2 separate regions of the Mus musculus genome follow, and region 1 is linked to region 2. A link is a contact called in ENCODE Hi-C or POLR2A ChIA-PET data. All regions are on one chromosome and are shown on one strand. Each heading gives the region's core, a stretch centred on a gene start or an enhancer-like site at or near the end of the contact. The rest is flanking DNA. Distances are from core to core; before and after follow the strand shown. Region 1 overlaps Aff3 (AF4/FMR2 family, member 3). Region 2 overlaps Aff3 (AF4/FMR2 family, member 3).

The links. Hi-C counts contacts between places; a loop is a spot of excess contacts on that map. ChIA-PET counts read pairs that join two places held with the same protein, here RNA polymerase II (POLR2A).
Region 1: a loop to region 2 is called in a map of heart, with 2.0 times the contacts of the local background. The contact joins two enhancer-like sites. A Hi-C loop is called at or near these places in 1 of 37 maps with a recorded cell type or tissue (heart). POLR2A ChIA-PET finds 5 or more read pairs at or near these places in 1 of 5 experiments (Patski).

The regions. Positions count from the first base shown.
Region 1 is chr1:38,476,178-38,480,225 of GRCm38, forward strand. All of the region lies in intron 4 of Aff3 (AF4/FMR2 family, member 3), which reads right to left. Among named protein-coding and RNA genes, the nearest start is that of Aff3, 150 kb to the right of the region's middle. Within about 2 kb of position 2,039, at least 1 of the 3 ENCODE cell types and tissues checked has a DNase peak (open chromatin) inside an H3K27ac peak, as active enhancers do; it is heart, where a contact is called at or near this core.
Region 2 is chr1:38,436,331-38,440,475 of GRCm38, forward strand. The region is part of intron 4 of Aff3 (AF4/FMR2 family, member 3); the gene reads right to left. Among named protein-coding and RNA genes, the nearest start is that of Aff3, 190 kb to the right of the region's middle. Within about 2 kb of position 1,526, at least 1 of the 3 ENCODE cell types and tissues checked has a DNase peak (open chromatin) inside an H3K27ac peak, as active enhancers do; it is heart, where a contact is called at or near this core.

The sequences.
Region 1 (4,048 bases), core at 789-3,288, 40 kb after region 2:
GGTCAATCTCCTCGGACATCACAACAGGGCCCTAGGTCCTCGTGGCCATCACTTGTCTTATCCCATGATCATGAAGCTTTGGAGGCATTCCCAGAAGCTCCAGGGTAACCAGTCACGTCTCAGGAATGGTTTAGAACAGGGAACTGCAAAAACCTTAACCACATAACACAGCCAGTGGTGATCTAGAAATTCACTCAAAGTCTCCCTGGCAGAAAGATGACAACTCTTTCTGGTTCCGTGACTCTTTCCACTCTGAGACTAGACAGTGCTTCTCAAATCAAGTGTGAGGTCTCTCTTAGACTAGTGCCATACAGTGTCTGGTCACATGGTCTTACATTTGGCACTAAGCTGTCAACCTCAAGTTTAGAAGAGACATGGATAAGAGATATGCATTTTCATACAGTTCTCATCATCAAACTCTCCAAGGAGAAGTATTCTCATGGTGGGGACCCAGCAGAGAAAGAGTTGTAGAAGTAATTGCTGCCTAAAGCAACAGGTGGCTTCCAGGGCCTCCATGACCTCCCCTCTGCACATGTCCCGAAGCAAATGTTCCAGTGTGACCGACCCCATGGGAGGAGAACAGAGTATGGAGAAGGAATAACCTGCCAATGCACACATGGGTGGAGTTAGGACAAAGGTCCTAGGAGCAGAAAGACGCTCTACTGGTCAGCTCTGCGAAGATGCTTCATCAACGAATGTGTCTACCTACAAGTGTCTGTCATTGCTGACTTATTTTTTTCAGTTAGTTTTGAATTCCTGAAGGGAGAAAGAAGTACGTTTCTGAGTCTCCAGAATACCTGGCCCCTCAATAACATAAAGAGGAAGCTCCAGTGACACTCAGCACTACCGTAAATAAACGCCACCCCTCCTGCCTGCACGGGCACCCTCTTCCCTCTGTAGAGAACCTGCCTCCCCGAATCTCTAAGCCTAGGAAGATCAGTCACCAATCAACGACCAGAGCATATCGGACATTTCTACAGTACCTTCTGAAGGATTCTCTCTTACGTTCCTTAGTCAAACTACTTATCTGTGGTCATTATTCTTATTCATTCATTGTACAAATATTTAATGAGCAGCCTTTAACTCTCAAGGGGAAAAAAGGCTATCACTTTGTTGAAGGCCTGTCTAGGAAATAATAAAGTTCTCAGAATACTAATGAAGTACCTTGCACTTTCCTGAGGAGACACAGTTTTGATACATGATTTGGAAACAGAGGGATTTTGAAGCTCCAGGGCCTCCGGAGATGGCAGGGCATGCATGCATGCAGTTGAGGACTGGTGACAGCCTTACATAGCATATGATGGCTGCAAACCTTTGATAGCTCTAGGAATCCACACATGTCCATACAGAAAGCCCTACGCTATACACTACCTCTGCTGTCTTAAACACACTGCCAAGTAGAATACATCTGTACGTGGGCCAGCTCACGAAAAGATGTTTGTAAGGGATCAGAGTGCTCAGAGACAGTAGGGGCTGGGAAAAAATACTACTCTAGCCACAAACCTCCAGAGTCCTAGTAACTTGCCATTTTTGGCCATGGGAGTTGCAAGAAGTATCACCCAGCGAAAGCAACAGGAAGAAAAAGAGGAGGTGGAAAGTAGGAATATGAATTCAGACAACAACAAAAACGTCACACTCTAAATCAGAGCAGAAACACTCACACTTGATGGTTGGTTATGGAGCTTGTGAAGAAACAACTGAAGAATAAGAAATAGATAAAGGGGTGGGGGTGGGGGAGTCATGACCAGCCTATTGTGGGCTTCCATTTGCTGTTTTCCTGGCCACTTCTTCCTTTCTGTTTTGTTTTAGAGCCTTTGGGGGAAGCAGATTCAGGTATAAACTGGGTATTAATTAGAGAACCTAAATTGGCCGCCATGGAAAGATTAGCAGAGCCATCCCTGTGGTGCTTGACTAATCTCTCCTTGGAAAGGGTCTCTCCTGTTGGCTAGGGCTCCCAGGAAGCCCACAGGATGGCACCAGCAGATTCATGAGCTGAGGACCATCACCTGGCCTGCTTTGAAGGTAGGGTTTGCCCTAGCAGGACCACCCAGGAAGTGAAGGAAAACAAGCCAGCTAAGTTTCAGGGAGATAAGCAGGAAGCGCAGAGGAGGCTTAGAGAACAAAGCGATCTCCTTATCTATCAAATCCACATTCGAGCCAACCCAGACTGGGAAGTGTGTGTGTGCTTACAGGGTTTATGGGCTGGAACCTCTTCAAGTTTTTGGAGGAAATCACACAGTGGTAAAGGAACAACGTGTGACTTCAAAATCCGTCCCAGGAAGGAAAGAAGATTAGCATTCACTGTGTTTGCTGGCTCTGGCTCTTAAGGAGAAATTCCTGGAGTTAGGACTCAGGATCCAGCATGTTAGACACACGTGACAGTTCAGAGAAGTGACAGCAGTATCAACAGGAGATGTCTTCCTCCAGGAATTGCTGGCATGCAACTCCTATCAGCCTCCTCCACTTCAGACATAACTACGGTACTGCCCTGATCGATGCCTGCACGGGACACTACAGTAAGTGTGTCCCCTGGGTGCACATATCTGAGGTTATTATTTATATTCAGTAAGAAAAGGACAATGTACTTTTTGAAGGACAGTCGTAAGATTGGTGTCCTGGGAGAGAAGAAAAAGAAGACATTCACAAGAGCCATCAGAGTCCACAGAAGAGCTGCATGAAGAGATTTTAATGAAAAAGGTCTGAGGAAAAGGTTGCACACCTCAAGGAACTAATGACTCACGAGTGTTGGTGGGCAGGGGATCCTGTTGGCTGGATCATCCAGACTTAGGTATATGTTTTAACTGTTTGAGGAGAGGAGTGCTCAGTCCAGATCTTACACACAGAAGCTCAGGGTTAGGGCTAGAGGAACAATTATCGCTCCCTTAGTAAGCAGTTACTAACGAACCACAGAAGACTCCTGCTTTGTCTTCAAGGAAACTACACAGGAAGACAGACTGTGAGGACCAAGTCAGATGAGGTATCTGCCTCTCTGATGCTAAGTACAGCAGTGAATGTAGAAGCTGATGTTGCAGAAACTTAGACAGCTACAGAGCAGTCACAGAGTTCATCCATGCTCACTGCTCAAAACATCGTAGGGCACATGGTACCTGTGGAGGGGACAGGATGGGGAGGAAGAGGGAGAGGAAGATGGGGCGGAGGACGGAAGAGGAAGAGGGAGAGGAAGAGAAAATAGCAGTTTATATGCCCACTTACTCTGGCCACATTTTCTAGTTCTTTACTGAACTACCAGTTTTGACATCTTTGTGCAAATATATATGTGTGTGTATATATATATATATATATACACATATATATATTTTAAGACGAGAGTAGTGTCAAAATCAGTAAGGATTTCAGTTGTGATCCACAAGGAGGATAAGTTTTATCTAATAAGTCAAAGGAATCAAAACAAAACAAACATAAAACAAGGCTGGGGTCTCCCAAGGAGGAAAGAATTCTGCCAAATGATACCTTTTAAATTGGTTTGTAACAGCAACTTTTCTTGGGTTGCCCAGCCTGCCAGCCTGCCCTGTGGATTATGAACTTCCTAGTCTCCATAGTTATGCATGCCAATCCAATAAAATCAACTGACTGATCAATCTAGTCCCTAATTTTACATATATAGTTCAAATGTTATGATTTTTGTAATTTTATCACCATGAAGGGTGTGTGATGAGAGGGAACAATATTTCCAAATATGCTGTTTGAGCCCCTTTTCTGGAGTGACAGTCCTATTAGGGAAGGCTCCAGATTACCTGGCAGAATGTCAGGAGGAGTTATTACTCTTTTTTTTTTAAAGATTTATTTATTTATTATATGTAAGTACACTGTAGCTGTCTTCAGACACTCCAGAAGAGGGCGTCAGATCTTGTTACAGATGGTTGTGAACCACCATGTGGTTGCTGGGATTTGAACTCTGGACCTTCGGAAGAACAGTCGGGTGCTCTTACCCACTGAGCCATCTCACCAGCCCGAGTTATTACTCTTAATCTGGCTTTCTCCATTCTAGCAGAACAGCTACACGTGCTCAGTGACCACACACTTAAGG
Region 2 (4,145 bases), core at 276-2,775:
ATCATCAGAATCATGGGACCAGTGCCCTGTCCCAGGACGTTAGGACAGCCACAGTGCTTCCACTTAGCGATAGGACCTTTCCAGCTTTATAGACGCTCAGGGGATCATCTCGGATTCAAATGCCCCTTTCCAAACAAAACACCATTATGTGGTGCACAGCTGTCTGGATTAAATGTAGACAGAAGAAAAGAAAACTTGGACAGCCCAAAGGCTGCAAAATTAGGTCACTTCAGAGGCCTGCCAGGCTGTCTTTATGTGTCCTAACGCGTGTGCTCAGGGGCAGCCCAGGACTCTGCCGGGGAGAAGAAATGAAGTGCTAACTTACAGGGTTGAAAACAATTCCAGACCTGGCCGTGGTGACAGAGACACAAAGCACGAGGCTCTCAAACTGTTTTCCAGACTGGATTCTTTAACAAAGGTGCCTATTATTTATGCTTTTGAAAAGGGTCTGTGATGTTCCTCCGAGGCCCATAATGAGTTCTGCAGATTCGTGGAATTCCTCTCTTGAAATCATTTCCTTTCCCTGAACTGTTAGGTCTCCGCCATCCATCTTCCAGTTTATTTAAATCCACACTGTGGACAGGATCTTGTTTCTATGTTCTGGGCCATGCTCCTCAGCTTCTTAGTGCATCCGTGAATGAGCATCACAACAGTATTAATAACACTAAGGAAGTACTATGCACAATCTGCAACATGTGTGACAGCCTCCCTCCACCACCAATCCCTTTAGGTGGAACAGACCACTAACATGTAATCTCTGTTACCTTGTTGGTAGACGACAGGTCAAGGGTGCTTTGTCAAGGAATTCTGACCTTTTGGAGAGGTTAATTTAGGTCAGCTGGACACGAACAACTGATCTTTCTGTGCTCATGTTTTGTCAAAGGAAGCAAAAGACATTGGTTAGCATCTCTCATGGTCACATAACTCCTTAGGCCATGCCCAATTCTCTGGGGATTAGAAGGCCTTGTCTTAACGCCATGAGCTCTCTCTTGAGTTTTATGATAATGTCCATTGGAACAATCAGGTGGCTCTATGTGCCCTTTTTAAAAGGTATTCTTAATTATTGCTGCAACTTTTATTAAGATATAAAAGTCATTATGTATGAATATGAGTACTATCTAAAATGACAGAGAAAATGAGAAGGTGTTTGGATATTCTTTCATTTGCTGTGATGCCAGACCAGTAGGAACAAAATTCAAGCCTCTGAAGAATTTCTGCAGAAAATATTAGCTGCAAATACCATTTAAAGAGAGTTTAAAAGAGTAGCAACAAGAATTTTGCTTTCCAAGAATTTGTCTCTTATGTTTTGTGGGTGGTGAGTTTTTGTTGTTGTTTTTTTTCTCTGCAGCTTTATATAAAAGAAATACAAAGCAAACAAACAAAACCCAAGACTGCAGGAGTGTGTGAGTGTGGAAAGACATGTGTGCACTCGACTAAGAGAACACATTTCCCGTTCCCACTTTTGTGCCTCACGCCTAAGAGTGCCTGCTGAACCCTGGGAGATGACAAGACATCTCCCAGGGGTGTGACTCACCCAGTTCTCTGAGCCAGTGCTAGAGCTGTTTTTCCTCTTAGGAGGGCCAGACAGACACTTGGCCTTTCAGAAAACCTCAAGGATGAGTCACAAGTGACATGCATTGGCATCTTGAGGGGGGAGGAAACAGAGGCTGGAAATATGGCCACACAAAAGGTGGAATGACACTGTGAGCAAGCACGAGTATGCATGTACACATAAACACACACATATGTACACATACATGCACATACACTTGCACACACACATGCATGCACACAAATACATACACACATGCTTGAGCACACACATGCATTTACATATATGCATACATATATACACAAGCAGAGAGACACACATGCAAACACACATGCATGCATACATACATGCAAACACACATGCATGTACATACATGCATACGCATACATGCATACACATGCACAGACACACACACACACACACACATGCAAGCACACACACATAAATGCACATATACTCTCACACACATGCACATGCACACATAAGCACACACACACATACATGCACACACACATGTGCTAGCTGTTTTGCAAAGCAGCCAGGAGAATCCCTCATCCCAGGATCCCTGGTCTTCACTTCTTCACACATATATAGGCCTCCCACTCAATTTCAAAAGGGTGCTACCCACCCTGGAAAAAAATTAAGCCCACATAGTAGCTGGGAAAATATGCAGCCAGGGAGACAGATGGCTTAGGGAAGAAGCAATCTGGATGGAGAGTGAGGGTGTGGGAGTGGAAATGTGGGCCTGGAGAGGGGCTGAGGGAAGAAAGGACGGGCGTGAGTGTGTGGTGACAGATGACAGAGTGCTGTTTGGGACAAGCAGTTGGAGAAAGCAAGGGAAATGGAAGTGATGTATTTATGCATAAGGGCTCCTTTACCATTAGGAAAACTCCCCTTCTGTCTACTCTGCAAGTCCCGCTGCTTCAGATGGAGGCAGACAGCAGAGAGCACATGCTTCGCCAAAGAAACAGAGGTGACTTGCTATCCCGACACGATTTCTATTTCTGATCGAAACAGATCCAAACTGAGCTAATTTGTGTACAGCTGCAGGCTATATAAACACGGCTGCTTAGAATTCTTTATAAAGTATCGGCCTTTGCACTCAACACTTCGTCGAAGTTAATAAGTAGGTGTCAAACTCTGAATTAAAATCCCTGCAAGAGGACACAGCACAAAGGACAATAAAAATGATTTTTAAATAATCACAGGGATAAATAGCATCTACTTCTGACTGATATAAGTGCTAGCATAAAATGTTATTAGGCTACCGACATTGTCTTTTGTTCAGAAAGTATGTTTCATTCTCCAACCATGCCATTTATCATCCTAATGAGCCCTCAAGCTGTAAATTAAACAGCAGAGACAGATTCATTCGAAAAGCATCTTTTCAGAAAAAAAAGGAAAAGAGCTAGGTGTTATAACAGTTTTCTACTTTTATTTTCTCCTAGTGTACTGGTTCAATTTTCTTTCATTGAAAAAAAAAAGCCCTTAGTACTTGAACACTTCATGGGGTAAGTTCATGCAATTTATATTTTCAGTAAACAGTTCATTCATGCTCCAGTACTCTGGGACCAGCTAGCGAACATAAAGGAGAAAAAGAAATCTCATTTTAAAATGCTGTGCCCTGTAAATTATGTTTGATCCCAGAAAATCTTAGAAACCTGGGCATGCATTTACTTTTTAGTTTTACTCGCAAGTGATTTGGTCCAAAGGAAATCCTCAATGGGAAAGGATTAGTGGAAATTTCAAACAGCTTTAGTTTACTGAACCGAATGTATTAATGGCTAAGCAAATACCATTTCCACCATTAATGATAAAAGAATAAGGTCACGAGCCAAATTAGTTGCGATTCCTCGTTACGTATCGATAAGAACATTACCCGTTCCTATGATGAAGAGAGAAGTCGGGGTTTTCTACTTGACCTGAATTTATGCATGAGCACACACAGGAGTGACTGAACAGCTATGCTGGGGAGGGGCACCCAGCAAAATGAGACTGGGAAAGAAAAAGAGCAGCAAGTCAAGTCTCATTTCAGCATGATTGGTCTTCATCCGCCTCCCCTCCTTTACCCTCTCTTGCTACAGCCTATAAATCTTTTTTTTTCCAATCTCTTGCTGTCCCTGCTTATGTGAGAGCCTAGCTCACCCATATCTCTCTCTCTCTCTCTCTCCCTCTCTCTCTCTAGCTCATCCTCTGTGTGGGTGAATGTATATAAAATGAAGAGACAAATAATTGTGCTGTTGAGGTTTTCCTGATGTCCAGGGAACAGCCATTAATCTGGGCAATGGGGCCTTGGAAATCCCATTCTGCAAAATGAATTATCGTTAAGCAATGATAGGCATTCTAAAGACACTATATTTTTATGAGGTCAAAATGAGGGGGCAATCTCCCCAAGGGAAGGCTGAGAGCATCCAGCTGTGACAGAAGCCACCTACTGAGCACCACTGCATGGATGCCTGACTTCCTGCCAGGAGCAGAGTCAGCACAGGCTCTGGTTGAATAAGCCCCCAAAGACAGTCTGGCCCATGCCTTGGGAAGGCATCCATCCCCTGTGGTAGCAACCCCTGGCAGTCTACTCTAGAAGCATGGCCTC